2 separate regions of the Homo sapiens genome follow, and region 2 is linked to region 1. The links are chromatin loops, found by intact Hi-C in ENCODE. Cell type or tissue: GM12878. All regions are shown on one strand. Each heading gives the region's core, and the rest is flanking DNA. Links, peaks and the distances in the headings are about the cores only.

The links. Hi-C counts contacts between places; a loop is a spot of excess contacts. Peaks named below come from ENCODE experiments on the same cell type or tissue, not always from the same donor. Only the 100,000 strongest peaks of a DNase experiment are listed, where the experiment ranks them.
Region 2: it touches region 1 in a loop (2.3-fold over the local background); 1 of 110 quality-filtered maps calls a loop at or near these places.

Annotation. Positions count from the first base shown.
Region 1 is chr7:64,537,783-64,545,817 of GRCh38, forward strand. ZNF680 (zinc finger protein 680) reads right to left here. Exons shown (of 4, transcript NM_178558.5): 2 at 6,524-6,650; 3 at 5,925-6,020. Among named protein-coding and RNA genes, the nearest start is that of ZNF680, 21 kb to the right of the region's middle. In GM12878, for the core only: no CTCF peak of the experiment used is centred there; a DNase peak (open chromatin) is centred at 4,156.
Region 2 is chr7:64,341,502-64,349,536 of GRCh38, forward strand. ZNF736 (zinc finger protein 736) reads left to right here. Exons shown (of 4, transcript NM_001170905.3): 4 at 6,589-8,035. The coding sequence ends at 7,646. Among named protein-coding and RNA genes, the nearest start is that of ZNF736, 32 kb to the left of the region's middle. In GM12878, for the core only: no CTCF peak of the experiment used is centred there; no DNase peak of the experiment used is centred there.

The sequences.
Region 1 (8,035 bases), core at 1,785-5,784:
AGCCGGGCGTGGTGGCGGGCGCCTGTAGTCCCAGCTATTTGGGAGGCTGAGGCAGGAGAATGACGTGAACCCGGGAGGCAGAGCTTGCAGTGAGCTGAGATAGCACCACTGCACTCCAGACTGGGTGACACAGCAAGACTCCATCTCCAAAAAAAAACAAAAAAACAAACAAAAACAGAATAGAGAGCCCAGAAAAGAACGCTTTTGTGTATGATCAAATGATCTTTCACTAAGTCACCATTAACACATGATAGAGAAAAGATAATCTTTTCAAAAAAATAACGTTGAAATCAGGTTATCTACACTGATAAAGCTGAATCCTTTCCTTGAACTATATACAAAGAATATTTGAAATAAAATATTTAGAAATTTAAAAAATAACAATCTCTTAGAAAAAATATAGGAAAAAAACATGACATTGGTATTGGCACCATTTTCTTAGATACAACATTAAATGCATGAGCAACAAAGAGAAGAACAGAATAACTGAACTACACAGTACTTCAAAATTTCTGCATATCAAAGAAAACATTCAAAAGAGTAATGATGCCTCCTAGGAAATGGGTGAAAATATTTGCAAATCACATGTGATAGGAGTTAATATTCAGAATATATAAACAACTATTAAAACTGAATTATAAAGTTGAATAACAACTTAGAAGTGGACAAATAATTGAACTAAATTTTCATCAAATTGATACAAATGCAAAAAAGCATTTGAAAGGATACACAAAATACTAATTTGTAGACAAATGCATGAAAATCACAATGAAAAACAGAATCCTCTTACACCCATTATAATAGCCACTATAAGTTTTCTAGAAAACATCAAATCAGTTGATGATGCAATGAAAATTTGCAACAAAAACACGTTAATTGTTGGTGCAAAACAAGGATGCAACCATTATTTACAAATGTTATAAATGTTCCTCAAATAATTAAAAATGGAATTATTAAATACAGCAATCCCACTTATGGATCTACATCCAAACTATGCAACGCAGGACCTGGAAGACATATTTGAACATTTATGTTTCTTGTACCAGCATCACAAAAGCCAAAACGCGGCCAGGCACAGTGGCTCACACCTGTAATCCCAGCACTTTGGAAGGCGGAGGCGGGTGGATCACCTGAGGTCAGCAGTTTGAGACCAGCTTTGCCAACATGGTGAAACCTTGTCTCTACTAAATATACAAAATTTAGCCAGGTGTGGTGGTGGGTGCCTGTAATCCCAGCTACTCAGGAGGCTGAGGCAGGAGAATCACTTGAACCTGGGAGGCGGAGACTGCAGTGAGCCAAGATTGTGCCATTGCACTCTAGCCTGGGAGGCAGAGCAAGACTCCATCTCAAAAAAAAAAAAAAAAAAAAGCCAAAATGCTGAAGCAATCCAGATGTTGATTTATAAATACATAAAAAAAGTAACATATGTATACAATGGAATATTATTCAGCCTTAAAAAAAAATCTTGGGAAGCTGAGGGAGGAGAATTGTTTGAACCTGGGAGGTAGAGGTGAGCCAAGATGGCACCACTGCGCTCCAGCCTGGGCAACAAGAGCAAAACTTCGTCTCAAAAAAAAAAAAAAAAAAAAAAAAGAAAAGAAAATCTTGTCCCATTTTATTATAAATGTTGAGAATTATGTCACCTAAAATGAGCCAGTAACAAAATGATGGGTACTGTATGATTCCACTTATGAGATATCTTAAGTAGTCACACTCATAAAAACAGAAAGTGGAAGCGTGTCTGTCAAGGGCTGAAGAGAGGGTAAAATGGGCAGTTGTTACTTAATGTGTACTGAGTTTTAGTTTTACAAGATGTAAAACTTTTAGAAGTATTTTGCCTAACAGTGTGAATACACTTAACATGCTCGAAATGTACAACTTTTATTCAGACAGGATCTCACTCTGTCACCCAAGCTGGAGTGCAGTGGCACAATTATGGCTTACTATAGCCTTAACCAGGCTGAAGTAAATCCTCCCCCATCAATCTCCCAAGTAGCTGAAACCACAAGTGCACACCACCATGCCTGTCTTTAAAAATAGTTTTTTTTGTAGACTGGGTCTTTATATGTTGCCCAAGCTGGTCTCCAAATTTTGGGCTCAAGTGATACTCCTGTCTTGGCCTCTCAAAATCCCTGGATTACAGATGTAAGCCACCACCATGCCTGGCCCTGAAATGTACACTTCAATGAATTTAAGATGGTAAATTTTATGTTATATTTTCACAATTAATTTTTTAAAAGAAAAACTGAAAAAATAAAGATTTATAAATCTTTTCAAAAATTATCTTCAAATCACAAACGTGTTTCTCTCATGCAAAAGAAATATATATTCATCATTAAACACATGGTGAAAAGAAGGCGATTTCCATGACTACTCATTTAGATATGATCGGACAACCATTGAAAATCAGCTAAGAAAGAATACCTACAAAATAAGCCATAACCAAAATGGAGGTCATATTTGTAGATAAAAGCACACACATATACAAACTGATTGTGATAGACATATGGCTGATTTATCCTTTTTTTTTTTTTTTTTTTGAGATGGAGGCTCGCTCTGTCGCCCAGGCTGGAGTACAGTAGTGCAATCTCAGCTCACTGTAACCTCTGCCTCCCAGGTTCAAGAGATTCCCCTGCCTCAGCCTCCCAAGTAGCTGGGACTACAGGCACCCGCTACCACACCAGGCTAATTTTTGTATTTTTAGTAGAGATGGGGCTTCACCATATTGGCCAGGCTGGTCTCGAACTCCTGACCTTCTGATCCACCTGCCTCGGGCTCCCAAAGTGCTGGGATTACAGGCATGAGCCACTGAGCCCGGCTGATTTATCTTTTAATTAAACCCCATGTTGACTTAAAGTTTACAAACAGAATTGCAAAATGTCTAAATATATAAGTAAAACAAAAAATCACAATAAACTGATGTTTAAAAAGTACACTAAATAAAACACTAATATGGAACTGCAAAACAATAACTAAAGAAGTTTACTCACAAAATCTGCTTTGCAATATTTATGTGCCATTAAAAAATTTGTCTAGATAATTACAATATTTGACTATGTGTACTCATGGAAAGCAGGTATTTCAAATCATTGGCATGCGCTGTGTTGCAATAAAATTTCAGGAAAAAAACAGTATAATTATAAATAAAAGATTCTAACAATAAATTTATAATAAACAAAAATTTACAAGAAATTAGTATTTATGTTTTAAATATATGCTATTCTTACACAAAATAAAACTACTGTAATCCAACTTTAGAAGCAAAACAATAGTCTTGCATTGCTAAATTTAAAAATTATATATTTTGCAGAATATGGTTAGCACTTCTTATATATAAAACAAATATTTAGAAATTAGTTATGTTGTTATTTAGATATATGCTTAAGTGGGTGAAAATCCTGTAATTCCTGTTTGCCTGAAGCAAACTTAAATTTATAAGTAACATCAACCATATCATGTAAATTCTAGCATATTGTCCTAAATGTCTGAACCTAAAGTACAGAAAAATTTGAAATAGAAAATAGAAAGTAAAAATGTATAGGGAGAGTGACATCAGTAAGATGGAAAAATAAAAGGTTCCTTATTTGCTTATCATCCCACAGCAAGAAAATTTATCAGCCATCCCTGTCAAAAATGCATTTATGTGAGCCATGGCTCACACCTGTAATGACAGCTACATGGTACATTCAGGTTGGGGAACTGCTTCAGGCCAGGATTTCAAGACCAACCTGGGTTATGAAGCCAAAACCCATCTCAAAAATAAGTGCCTTTAAGAGAGCTTTGAGATCCAGAGAGGGTGTTGTGAAACTGCTACAGTCTAAGATTAAGGAGTGTTCTTTTCAGAAGGCAGGCCCTCATTCAGGTGGAAAAATACAGGACCCCTGTTCTAGGCTGCAGACCAGGAAATGGCCCACCAAATTTGGTCCCACTGAGAATTCTGAACTTACTCTCTAATCATCCCAAACTCCTCCCAGCCACAGTCTGGGAGAGACCGTGCCCTTCCAGAGGCCTGGAGGAAGACAGCCATTTATAGCCACGCAGGCAGGCCTGCAGACCTTGTCCTTTACTGTGGTTTCTGAAGCAGTTCGATGACTCAGTTCCAGCTCCCTGAGCCACAGTTCACGGCCAGTTCTGCCTATAAAGGAACCCACACAGTGACCTGAAAAAATTCTCTTTGATACTCAGTGAAAGCCATACTCATCCACATTCTGATATAAGGCCCACCATATATAGACCCAATTACAAAAACCTGCCCTACTGTCTGCCCTACAGAGCAACATCCAGAAAAATATTTAGTCTGTTCCAAAATATAATGAAAATTACAATTACCCAAGCCCCTGTTAAGCCAACTAAAGGTGAGCCCTAGTGCAGACCCAGCAGCCTTGTGACCAAGCTACGCCCCTCTCCACTACAAACCCAGAGGACATCCCATCACCCTGAGAACCCAACAAAAAAAATCTTTACCTTCTAAACCAGTTTATAAAAACTTAAAGAGGTGTTTGCTCCTTTAAATTCAGACACCAATGCAAAACTATATTGTACCCACTGTAAATACTTTATTTTAACATAGAACTGCAAGTATGTGGCAGAAAAATTAGTCAAAAAAAGTTTTTAAACTCACTGAAATTGAAGACAAATGAGTAAAAACTTGCTGCTTATCGATCATATGCTCTTATATATAAAAAATTATAAACAGTACACTAAAACCTGTTTAAATTAATAAATACATTCAGTAAATTAGCAAAATATAAAATTAACATACAAGTTTAAGTTATGGTTCCATACACTTAAAGCAAACTGATTATTAAGAAAACAATCTTATTTACAGTAGCATTAAAATAATTTCTGAGAACAAATTTAAACAAGGAGGTAAAAAAATCTTTACAATAAAAATATATTAATGAAATAAATTAGAGAAGAGGCAAATAATTATTTTTTGAGACAGAGTCTCTGTCACACAGGCTGGAGTGCAGTGGTACAATCTCAGCTCACTGCAGCCTCCACCTCCTGTGTTAAAGCAATTCTCCTGCCTCAGCCTTTTGGGTAGCTGGGATTATAGGAACCTGCCACCATGCCAGGCTAATTTTTGTATTTTTAGTTGAGATGGGATTTCACCCTGATGGCCAGGCTGGTCTCAAACTCCTGACCTCAAGTGATCTCCCTGCCTTGGCCTCCCAAAGTGCTGGGATTACAAGTGTGAGCTACTGTGCCTGGCCAACGCAAATAAATTTTAAAGTATTTTATGTCTATGGATTGAAAGCATAAATATTGTTAAAGTGCCATATTATCCAAAATAATCTATGGATTCAATGAACTCCCTATCGAAATTCCAGTGGCATTTTTTTACAGCAATGAAAAATAAAATCCTAAAATTTATATGAAACTACAATAAACTTTGAATAGTCAAAGCAATCTGGAGGAAAAAGAACAAAGAAGGACATTATACTTTATAATTTCGAACTATATTTCGACTATCAAAAAAGACTATAATAATAAAAATATGAAATGTGCAGAAAAATGAACCAAAAAAATGGAAAAGAAACCACTAATCACACACATTTCAGACGTGATGTAGAAAGAGAACTTAAAAAATAACAGTTTCTCAAAATTTTGCAGATATTTGTGTGTCCCTAAAACAATGGAACATCAGTCAGATTGTGCAGTCTCTTATAAGCCATAAAGAGGACTTTGGCTTACAGTAAACTTGAAGGAAGATCACTGATGGGAAAGTAGAATTTTTAGAGAATTTAAGAGCATAAAGAAGATGCCCCTATGTGAGAGCAAGAGAAAAGAAACTGAGCTTCCCAAAAACTATTTTCTCTGGAACATAGCTTCCCAAATCCCATGTCAAGAACTGACTTTCTCTTTGACATCTGGACCTCTCATCTGTGTCATCTGTTGTATTCACTATCACTCTCACCTACCTGGGGGTTTGGCTACCATCTCCTGTCTCTTCCTATTCCAGGGCTCTTTTCCTTGCTCCAAACAGGTTATCAGGTGAGGCTTAGAGACAGCAATACCTGTTTTATTAAAAATAAATAACATGAATCTTGCTCATATTCTCCAATTACCAAACTACTAATGTGCTCAGTAAAGAGAATGTCATAGCATATTCTAGTAAATTAATCCCAAATTACTAATTTATAACAGACATTTCTAAATATTTAGAAAATACTTTAAATTTTTAGGTCTTTAATTTCACTACCCAGTACTACTGAATCAAAAATTGGTGGGGGCAATTAAATTTTAAGGTGTGGGCAACAACATTTTATGCCATCAAATTTCTGTAATTACCACTAATCTAGAGTGAAGGACATAGATCAGCTCAGGAATGTGGAAAGTTCAGGTCAAGATGAAACGTACTGAAGGAATTTTTTTCTACATGGACAAAGCTCAAAGATTTTCTTGAAAACAGGGATCTGAAACTCATTTATGCAAAGCACAAATTACCACAAGTTATGCAAAAAAAGAGAAATAAAACCTTTAGGGCATATTAGGAATTGTGTGTTGAAGTTATCCTCACCCAGGAAGACCAGGTTTCTGTAGTTCTCAAACATCACTTTCCTATATAAATTCCGTTGTGCAGTGTCCAGGCATTGCCACTCCTCCAGAGAGAATTCTATGGCCACATCCCTAAATGTCAGTGGTCCCTGAAAAACACACACACACACACACACACACACACACACTTATATATTTACTAAATGACCATGGGCAGAATTTTTATTTTGGCTCAAGGCAAAGTAAGACAGTATAGAAAACTGATTCTGACTTACAGGAGTGAGTCAAATTATACAATAAAATAAATTTCAATGCAGAAATATTCTCTAATATATTCTTTAACTCAGATAAGAGAACAGCATAAGATCCACAACATCAGTGTATATATACTTTTTTGAAGAAAAACTATAACAGGACATGAATACAAACATGTAAATTTTTGAGTGCTATATTTACATCATACACAATGAGTTGTGTATATTTTTCAGATAGAAAAGACATGTTGAATTAGAAGGTACATCTCAAATTTTAATGTGTACAATAAACTGAAGATCTTATTATGCGGATTGTTTTTAGAAAATCTGGAATAAAGTTTGAATTTCTGAATTTCTAACAAGCTCACCAGTAATGCCAATGTTTTTGGCCCAAGAAGAGTATTTTGTCAAACATCCACTAAGTAAAAGAGCCTGTGTTGGCCAGGCATGGTGGCTCACGCCTGTAATCCCAGCACTCTGGGAGGCCGAGGCAGGCGGATCACCTGAGGTCACGAGTTCGAAATCAGCCTGGCCAACATGGCGAAACCCCATCTCTACTAAAAAAAAAATACAAAAATTAGCCGGGCACAATGATGTGCGTCTGTAATTCCAGCTACTTGGGAGGCTGAGGCAGGAGAATCGCTTGAACCTGGGAGGTGGAGGTTGCAGTGAACTGAGACTGCGCCAGTGCATTCTAGCCTGGGCAACAGAGTGAGACTCCATCTCAAAAAAAAAAAAAAAAAAAAAAAAAAAAAGATCCTGTGTTTTCCCAGTTTTTCTGTAAATAAAGATGAGAGCCTTCATCTTCCAAAGACATATATGCAAATAAAACCTAAGGAAGAAAGGCAGCTGCCAAATCAAATGTGATAATTTATGCACATCAGCTGCATAAAGATACTTACTAATGAAAAGTAATTAACTATAAAAAAAACTTGTCAGACAGCTCTTTAGCCAAGTGAATCATTAACATCAACTGCACTAGGAACAAATTTTTATGATGTGCTGATGCACAAAGAACACAGCATCACTGCTGGAAGACTGCCCCCAAAAAGTAAATTATAATCTAAATTTAACCATAAAGAAACATCAATTTTATGCAAAGTTCAAAATACAGGTATCTCCTATTTACTGTACTATTAAATAGTGATTTTAAGTAGTCTTTCTTCAGCACCCTAGAAAGCAGGAATCTCCTAAAATTTTTTTCAGAACTTCATGGGTGATAAATGCCATTCTGTTTAAATAAGCATTTTCTTGATCCTTTTCTGTATAGAGCTAATAGA
Region 2 (8,035 bases), core at 1,975-5,974, 200 kb before region 1:
ATTTTTTCCTCATTTTCTTGTCAGATTCTATAATCTTTTGCTTCCTTAGATGACTGTGGCATGGCAGTTCCTCTAGTATTATAACAACATTCACCTTCTAGCAGATACAAACTGTAATTCTCATTACTCCATCATTTTCATGTTAAGGGAGACAGACTCTATTAATCAGAACTTTAAACAGACCTGTTGTTTTAGATTTCTCTTGAGGATAATACTGGGAGTTGATTGTGTTTTACTTAGACCAATTGCTGTTGAAGGAAAGAAAGGTTGTGTTGGAAAGTCTTTAAGCTAGACCTGGTTACCTTCTGCAGCATAGAAAGTATTACTGGAATGTGAAACGAGTGGAAAGAATAGCCATACACTCAGATAGGTATGAATGATTTAGCAGATAACACATGTGAAAGGTCCAAAGGTGAAGGAGAAAACAAGAGTTTAAAATGTGGATTGGGAGGCTGTTCTCCAATGGAATTGATTCTTGAAAAGCCTCTTAATGTCATGGAGGACAATTTTTTGATGTATGCTTATTAAGCTTTTGAATTCTTTAAGTCTTCTATCCATTTAATCTGCTGGTGCATTCACAGTGAGAGACAACTCCTTTTTATGCTGTAAGGATCTAAATAATCTAACTGCTCTTCTATTGCTTTGAGGGATCTGGAAAATTTGTCCAAATTTTTGGAGGTGTTTTTAAAAATCTGTGCATTATGTTAGAGAGGAGTAGGGAGATTTGGTTAAGAGATTTGAGAGAGGCCCGGAACAGATGTCATATGTTTCTGCTTTATAATTTCCAATCAGTTGATCATACAGAAAATGAAAGTGAGAACTTTTATCAGAGCACAAAGCATCTGATTAAGTACAAGAAAATCTAAACATCTATTTCACTTCAAAAGTATATTTTTCTTAGTAGGAACTAAACTTAGAAATTTAAATTCTATATGACAATTGCCTCTACTGTGGAATAGTTGATTTTATCTACTCACCTCACAGAATTCCTAAAAACACTAATACCATAGGTTACTTAGAACACTGTCCAGCACATAATAAACATAATAAATTCCAAATTGTTACCTATTTCTTAATAACTATTATTTTATAATTTTATCTTCTTTACTATGAAGACTACTAGGGCTGTGTCTTATATATATGTTTTTCTTTCTGATTTGTGTGTAACAACTATGCCTGTAATTTCACAAGTTCTGAAGTAATGTGCTCAAATGTATATGTTGTATAAAAGGTAAACTAGATAATTAATAGGCACACCATATATTATAATCTTTGATTTATGTTTAAGTTTACTGCATACAAAAAGATACTAGCATTTTCATCAACTTTTCTCAAACTTTGTCTATGTGATTGTATAAATTTATTTCTAATTATTTTATTTTATTCCATATTGTACTGTATTTATATTGTTTATATTATTTTAGTAATGTAATGTTTTGCTTCCAAAGGTTGCCTTGCCTTTACATTTTGTGCAAAAATAGCAGCTATACATTAATGACATAATAAGTATGTCTAGTATTATTTAAGTGCCTATTCATATTTTCTCATCAAAGCTTTTTATGAATGATTATAATGCATTTTCTATAAAATGTTATTGCTTTCACTGTATACCAGTGATTCAAACTTTATTGTCTTCAACAGCAATGACATGAAATCACTCTAGTTGCCCATCAGAGGTGGATTGGATAAAGAATATGTGGTACCTATATACACATTGAAATACTACACAGCCAAAAAAAATTGTGTTCTTTGTAGCAACACTGATGCAGCTGAAAGCCCTTATCTTAAGTAAATTAATGGAAAAAAACCAGAAAGGCAAATACTGCATGTTCTTACTTACAAGTGAGAGCTAAATATTGAGTATACAAGGATATAAAAATGAAAACAATAGACACTGGGGACCACTAGAGGAGGAAAGGAAGAAAGAGACAAGGCCTGAAAAGCTACCTATGGGGTACTGTGCTATCTATCTGAGTAGTAGTAGCAGTTATCCCAAACCTTAGCAATACATAATATACCCATGTAACAAACCTAGACATGTGGCCTCTGAACCTATAGGAAAAGTTGAAATTAAACAAAAATACCAAAATATGTGCTCTTTATAAATGTGCAGTCACAGTTAAAATGCATGGCTATCTAGAATAATTATTGTTTGGTAGTACACTATGTTGATTCAATATTTTTTGGTTAATTTTTTTTGTTAAATTTTGTTCCACCATTTTATATTTTAGTGGCTTATGTTTTACAGTAGCCTATGTCACATTAATTAATTGTGTTTTTAGTTTTTATGTATCATAATTTTATATGACAATAATTCAACTCTGTACACATTAAAACAATGTTTGGACAAAAGTCAGATATTGATCAGTCATACATATTTTGCCAATATAATTATTTCTGTGTTTGTTTGCCTGTGTAAATATTACCCCTATTTTATGACTTGTATATTTGCTTTTTTTTTTTTTATTTTTTTGTTAGTAGTCAATGATTGTTTTATTCTTAAGTGTAAGAAATACAAGGGCCGAGCATGGTGGCTCACACCTGTAATCCCTGCACTTTGGGAGGCGAAGGTGGGCAGGTCACCTGAGGTCAGAAGTTCAAGACCAGCCTGGCCAACATGGCAAAACCCCGTCTCTAGTAAAAATATAAAATTAGCCAAGTGTGGTGGTGCGCGCCTATAATCCCAGCTCCTGCAGAGGCTGAGGCAGAAGAATCACTTGAACCTGGGAGGCAGAGGTTGCAGTGAGCCAAGACGGCACCACTGCACTCCAGCCTGGGCTTCAAGAGCAAAACTCTGTCTAAAAAATAAAAATTAAAAAATGTATACTCTTTAATATTTTCAGTTATATAGTTCAGCTTTGTTAAGTATATTGACATTTTTAGCAACATATCTTTAGAACTTTTATTTTTGTAAAAGAAATATGCTATACACATGAATCCACTACTCATTTTTCCCATTGTCTGGCCCTTTACAAACATCATTCTATTTTCTGTTTTTAAGGATGTAACTATTTTACATATTCCATGTAAGTAGATTCATACAGTATTTTTGTGTGTGTGGCTGGCTTACTAATTTAGCATGTTGTCTTCAAAATTTGTCTTTATAATAGATATTAGAAGATTTCCTGCTTTTAAAAAGCTGATTAATATTCCCTTTTTTATATTTTAAATTATATTTATCGATTAATTTGGTAAGGAAAGTTTAAATTGCTTTTACCTATTGGCTTTTGTGGATAATGCTTCAATATGGTGTACAAATAACTCACTTGACCATATATTCAAGAGTTTATATCTGTGCTGCATTGTGTTTCATTACTTTGGTGTTCTACATTTATACCAGTACCAAAGTGCTTTGATTGATGTAGTTTTGTTTTGTGTTTGGAAATTGTTAAGCATAATGCTTCCAATATTTTTCTTCTTTTTAAAGATTGTCAGGCTTTTCATGTTACCTTGAGATCTTATGTAATTTTGTGGGTTTTTTTTTTCTTTTTGGAAAAGTAAAATTTATTTTATTATTTATTTATTTATTTATTTATTTTTGAGATGGAGTCTCGCTCTGTCACCCAGGCTGGAGTGCAGTGGCGCGATCTCGGCTCACTGCAAGCTCTGCCTCCCTGGTTCACACCATTCTTCTGCCGACGCCTCCAGAGTAGCTGGGGCTATAGTTGCTCGCCACCGCGCCTGGCTAATTTTTTTTTTTCTAGTAGAGACGGGGTTTCACCATGTTAGCCAGGATGGTCTCGATCTCCTGATCTCATGATCTGCCCGCCTCGGCCTCCCAAAGTGCTGGGATTACAGGCGTGAACCACTGTGCCCGGCCAGGAAAAGTAAAATTGAAAATTGAAAAGGGTGTGTTGAATGTGTGGGTCACTTTAAGCAGCATGGACATCTTCACAATGTTATGTCTTCCAACCCTTGAAAAAGAGCATGCTCAAAAGTGTGTTGTTGGTTGGGTGCGGTGGCTCATGCCTGTCATCCCAGCACTTTGGGAGGCCGAGGTGGGCACATCATAAGGTAAGGAGATCGAGACCATCCTGGCCAACATGGTGAAACCTTGTCTCTACTAAAATACAAAAAATTAGCTGGGCGTGGTGGTGCATGTCTGTAGTCCCAGCTACTCAGGAGAGGAGGCTGAGGCAGGGGAATCACATGAACCCAGGAGGTGGAGGTTGCAGTGAGCCGAGATCGTGCCACTGCACTCCAGCCTGGTGACAGAGCAATACTCCATCTTAAAAAAAAAAAAAAAAAAAAGGTGTGTTGTTTAATTTTTATGTTTTTTGAATTTTTCAGCTTTTCTTCTGTTACTGATTTCTAGTTTCATTCCATTTGGACCATAAATAATTGTCCGTAAAATTTCAATTAAAAAAATTGTTAAGACTTGTTTTGTGGTGTCACAGGTCATCCATCTAGGAAAATGTTTCATGAGCTATTGAAAAGAATGTGTATTCTGCTGTCTGTATACATTTGTTAGGTGTAATTATTTTATAGTACATTCAAGTTTTTTGTTCCCTCATTGATATTCTGTCTTGCTTTATGTATTAGTGAAAGTGGGATGTTGATGTTTCCTTCCATTATTATATTGCTGTCTATTTTTGCTTCAGTTCCGTCAATGTTTGCTTTATGTGTTTGGGAAAACTGTCTTGTATTTATAGGTTCTCAGTGAATGAACCCTCTTATTATAATTGAATGTCCTACTTTGTCTCTTGTGAATTTTGACTTAAAGTAAATTATATGAAATATGACCATTTTCAACTTAATAAATTGTTGCCTCTTCTCTCATTTGGTTAACACTTGCATAAAATGTATTTTTCATCCTGCCATTTTGTCTTTTTTTTTTATTAGATCTAAAGTGAATCTCTTGAAGACATGATATAGTTAGATCTTGATGTAGATCTTGATATATGTCATGATATAGTTAGATTTTTTTTTTCATTTTGGAAGATACTTTTGCTGGATATAGTATTCTTGCTTAGACTTTTTTTTTTTCCAGTGCTTTAACTATGTCATCCTGTTCCCTTCTTGCCTGAAAGATTTATGTTCTTAAATTTACTCGTAATCTTGCAGAAGCATGCATATAAATAACACGTCTCTTTCTTCTTCCTGAATTCCAGATTCTCTTCTTGTCTGCGACTTTTAAAACATTGCTTGTGTTATGTCTTGTTAGAAATCTCTTTGTGTTATCTTAGTTGAAGTTTGCTGAGCTTCTTGATTTTCTTATATTTTTTACTAATGTTGAAGTGCATATTAGTCTTTTTTTGTAGTTCTACTACACAATTTTTATTTCTTTCTGTGCTTTTTATCTTTTTGTTGGTTTCATTTTTGTTATTTCATTTTGTTTTTTTAATTTCCATTTTACTCATTGAGCATCATTGAGATGTAATTTTGATTTTCTAGGGTAATTTATTTTTTTCTTTTAAAAAATAGATCAAGACTTTAATTCAAATTGTCTCACATAATTTTTACATCTCCTTTTTTTAATAATTGATTTCTGGATATTCTTTTTTTTCTTTGAGCCATATTATCTTGATGTTTTGTTTATGTTGTAATGTTGCAATTTGTATAATAAAAAGCCACATGTCAAAATCTGTATTAAGTGACTTTTGTCTGAGGGAATATGATACCAATTTTTTAGGCTAGGGAGTCTTGGAGTCTCTCAAGCCTGTTCTATGGATGTTTTCTCTGAGCTTGTGTGTTTTTTAGTTAAAAAATGTTCGCCTTTTTTTTTTTTTTTTTTTTTTTTGAGTGTTACTCTTGTTGCCCAGACTGGAGTGCAATGTTACAAGCTTGGCTCATTGCAACCTCCACCTCCTGAGTTCAAGCGATTCTCCTTTCTTCTGCCTCAGCCTCCCAAGTAGCTGGGATTACAGGCACCTGCCACCACGCCCTGCTAATTTTTGTATTTTTAGTTGAGACAAGGTTTCACCATGTTGGCCTGTCTGGTCTTGAACATCTGACCTCAGGTGGTCCGCCTGCCTCAGCCTCCCAAAGTGCTGGGATTACAGGTGTGAGCCACCACTCCTGGCCATTCCCTATGTTTCTTATTGAGATCCCTTAGTCACTTGCTATACCCATTGTCTGTCTATGATACTGAAGTCTTTCTTCTCTTGTAACAGTCATTTACCTTTGGTCTCAGCTGTCCGAAACTGTCAGTGCATACCACCTTTCCTTTCAACACTGTCATGGAATATAGAAATTAGTCTTTGGTAAGGTCTCAATAAGCCAGAAGCATGGACACATGTGCCACTATTTTATTTATTTTTGGAGGGGGTAGACAGGAGTTTGGAGTCTATAGTTAGAGTCATCATAGGATGAAGAATGGCTGTGGTGGGTAAATATGAAATACTTTTATTACACTTCTATGTGGTTCTTGGCGTTTTGCTCACTTGGTGTGCCGCAAATGCTTAACTGGTTCTTAGACTTCTCACAAAGGCATTTTGGTCAGTATATTTCTGTTAGGTTTATATGTCTATAAGAATATAGAGCCTGTGGTATTTTATTATCGTTTTATTAATTGCTTTGTATAATTATATATTTGTGAAGTATATTCACCTGAGTCTAATGAGGGAGAATTTTATTTTTTTTCTCCAGCTGGTTCTTTTCATTTTACTGCAGAGATATTGCCGGATCATGACATAAAAGATTCATTTCAAAAAGTGATTCTGAGAAAATATGGAAGCTGTGACCTTAATAATTTACATTTAAAGAAAGACTACCAAAGTGTGGGTAATTGCAAGGGGCAGAAAAGCAGTTATAATGGCCTTCATCAATGTTTGTCAGCTACCCATAGCAAAACCTGTCAATGTAATAAATGTGGCAGAGGTTTTCAGTTGTGCTCAATCTTCACTGAACATAAAGACATTTTTAGCAGAGAGAAATGCCACAAATGTGAAGAATGTGGCAAAGACTGTAGGTTGTTCTCAGATTTTACTAGACATAAGAAAATTCATACTGTAGAGAGATGCTACAAATGTGAAGAATGTGGCAAAGCGTTTAAAAAGTTTTCAAACCTTACTGAACATAAGAGAGTTCATACTGGAGAGAAACCTTACAAATGTGAAGGATGTGGCAAAACTTTTACCTGCTCCTCAACCCTTGTTAAACACAAGAGAAATCATACTGGAGACAGACCCTACAAATGTGAAGAATGTGGCAAAGCCTTTAAGTGCTTCTCAGACCTTACTAATCATAAGAGAATTCATACTGGAGAGAAACCCTACAAATGTGAAGAATGTAACAAAGCCTATAGGTGGTTCTCAGACCTTGCTAAACATAAGATAATTCATACTGGAGACAAACCCTACACATGTAATGAATGTGGAAAAGCTTTTAAGTGGTTCTCGGCCCTTAGTAAACATAAGAGAATTCATACTGGAGAGAAACCCTACATCTGTGAAGAATGTGGCAAAGCCTTTACCCGCTCCTCAACCCTTTTTAACCACAAGAGAATTCATATGGAAGAGAGACCTTACAAATGTGAAGAATGCAGCAAAACCTTTAAGTGCTTCTCAGACCTGACTAATCATAAGAGAATTCACACTGGAGAGAAACCCTACAAATGTGAAGAATGTGGCAAAGCATCGAGCTGGTTCTCACACCTCATCAGACATAAGAGAATTCATACTAGAGAGAAGCTCCACAAGTGTTAAAAATGTGGAAAAGCCTTTACCAAGTCCTCATACTGTGTTCAACATCTGAAATTTAATACTGAACAAATGCAGTATAAATGTAATGACAGTGGAAGAACATTTATCATCTTAGAGGGTCTCTAAGAACTTACTTTATAATCTGGTTGCTTATATGTTGGGTACATATATAGCCCTTTGCTATTATGTAATGCCCTTTTTTTTTAAATCTATGTTAATTTCAAGTCTGTTTTGTCAGAAACTAGGATTGCAACCCCTGCTTCTTTTCCTGTTTTCTATTTGCTTGGTAGGCTTTTCTTTTTCCCTTTATTTTGAGCTTATTTGAGATGGGTGTCTTGATTAAAGCATACCATTAGATCTTGATTCTTTTTTCAGCTTGCCATCTGTGCTTT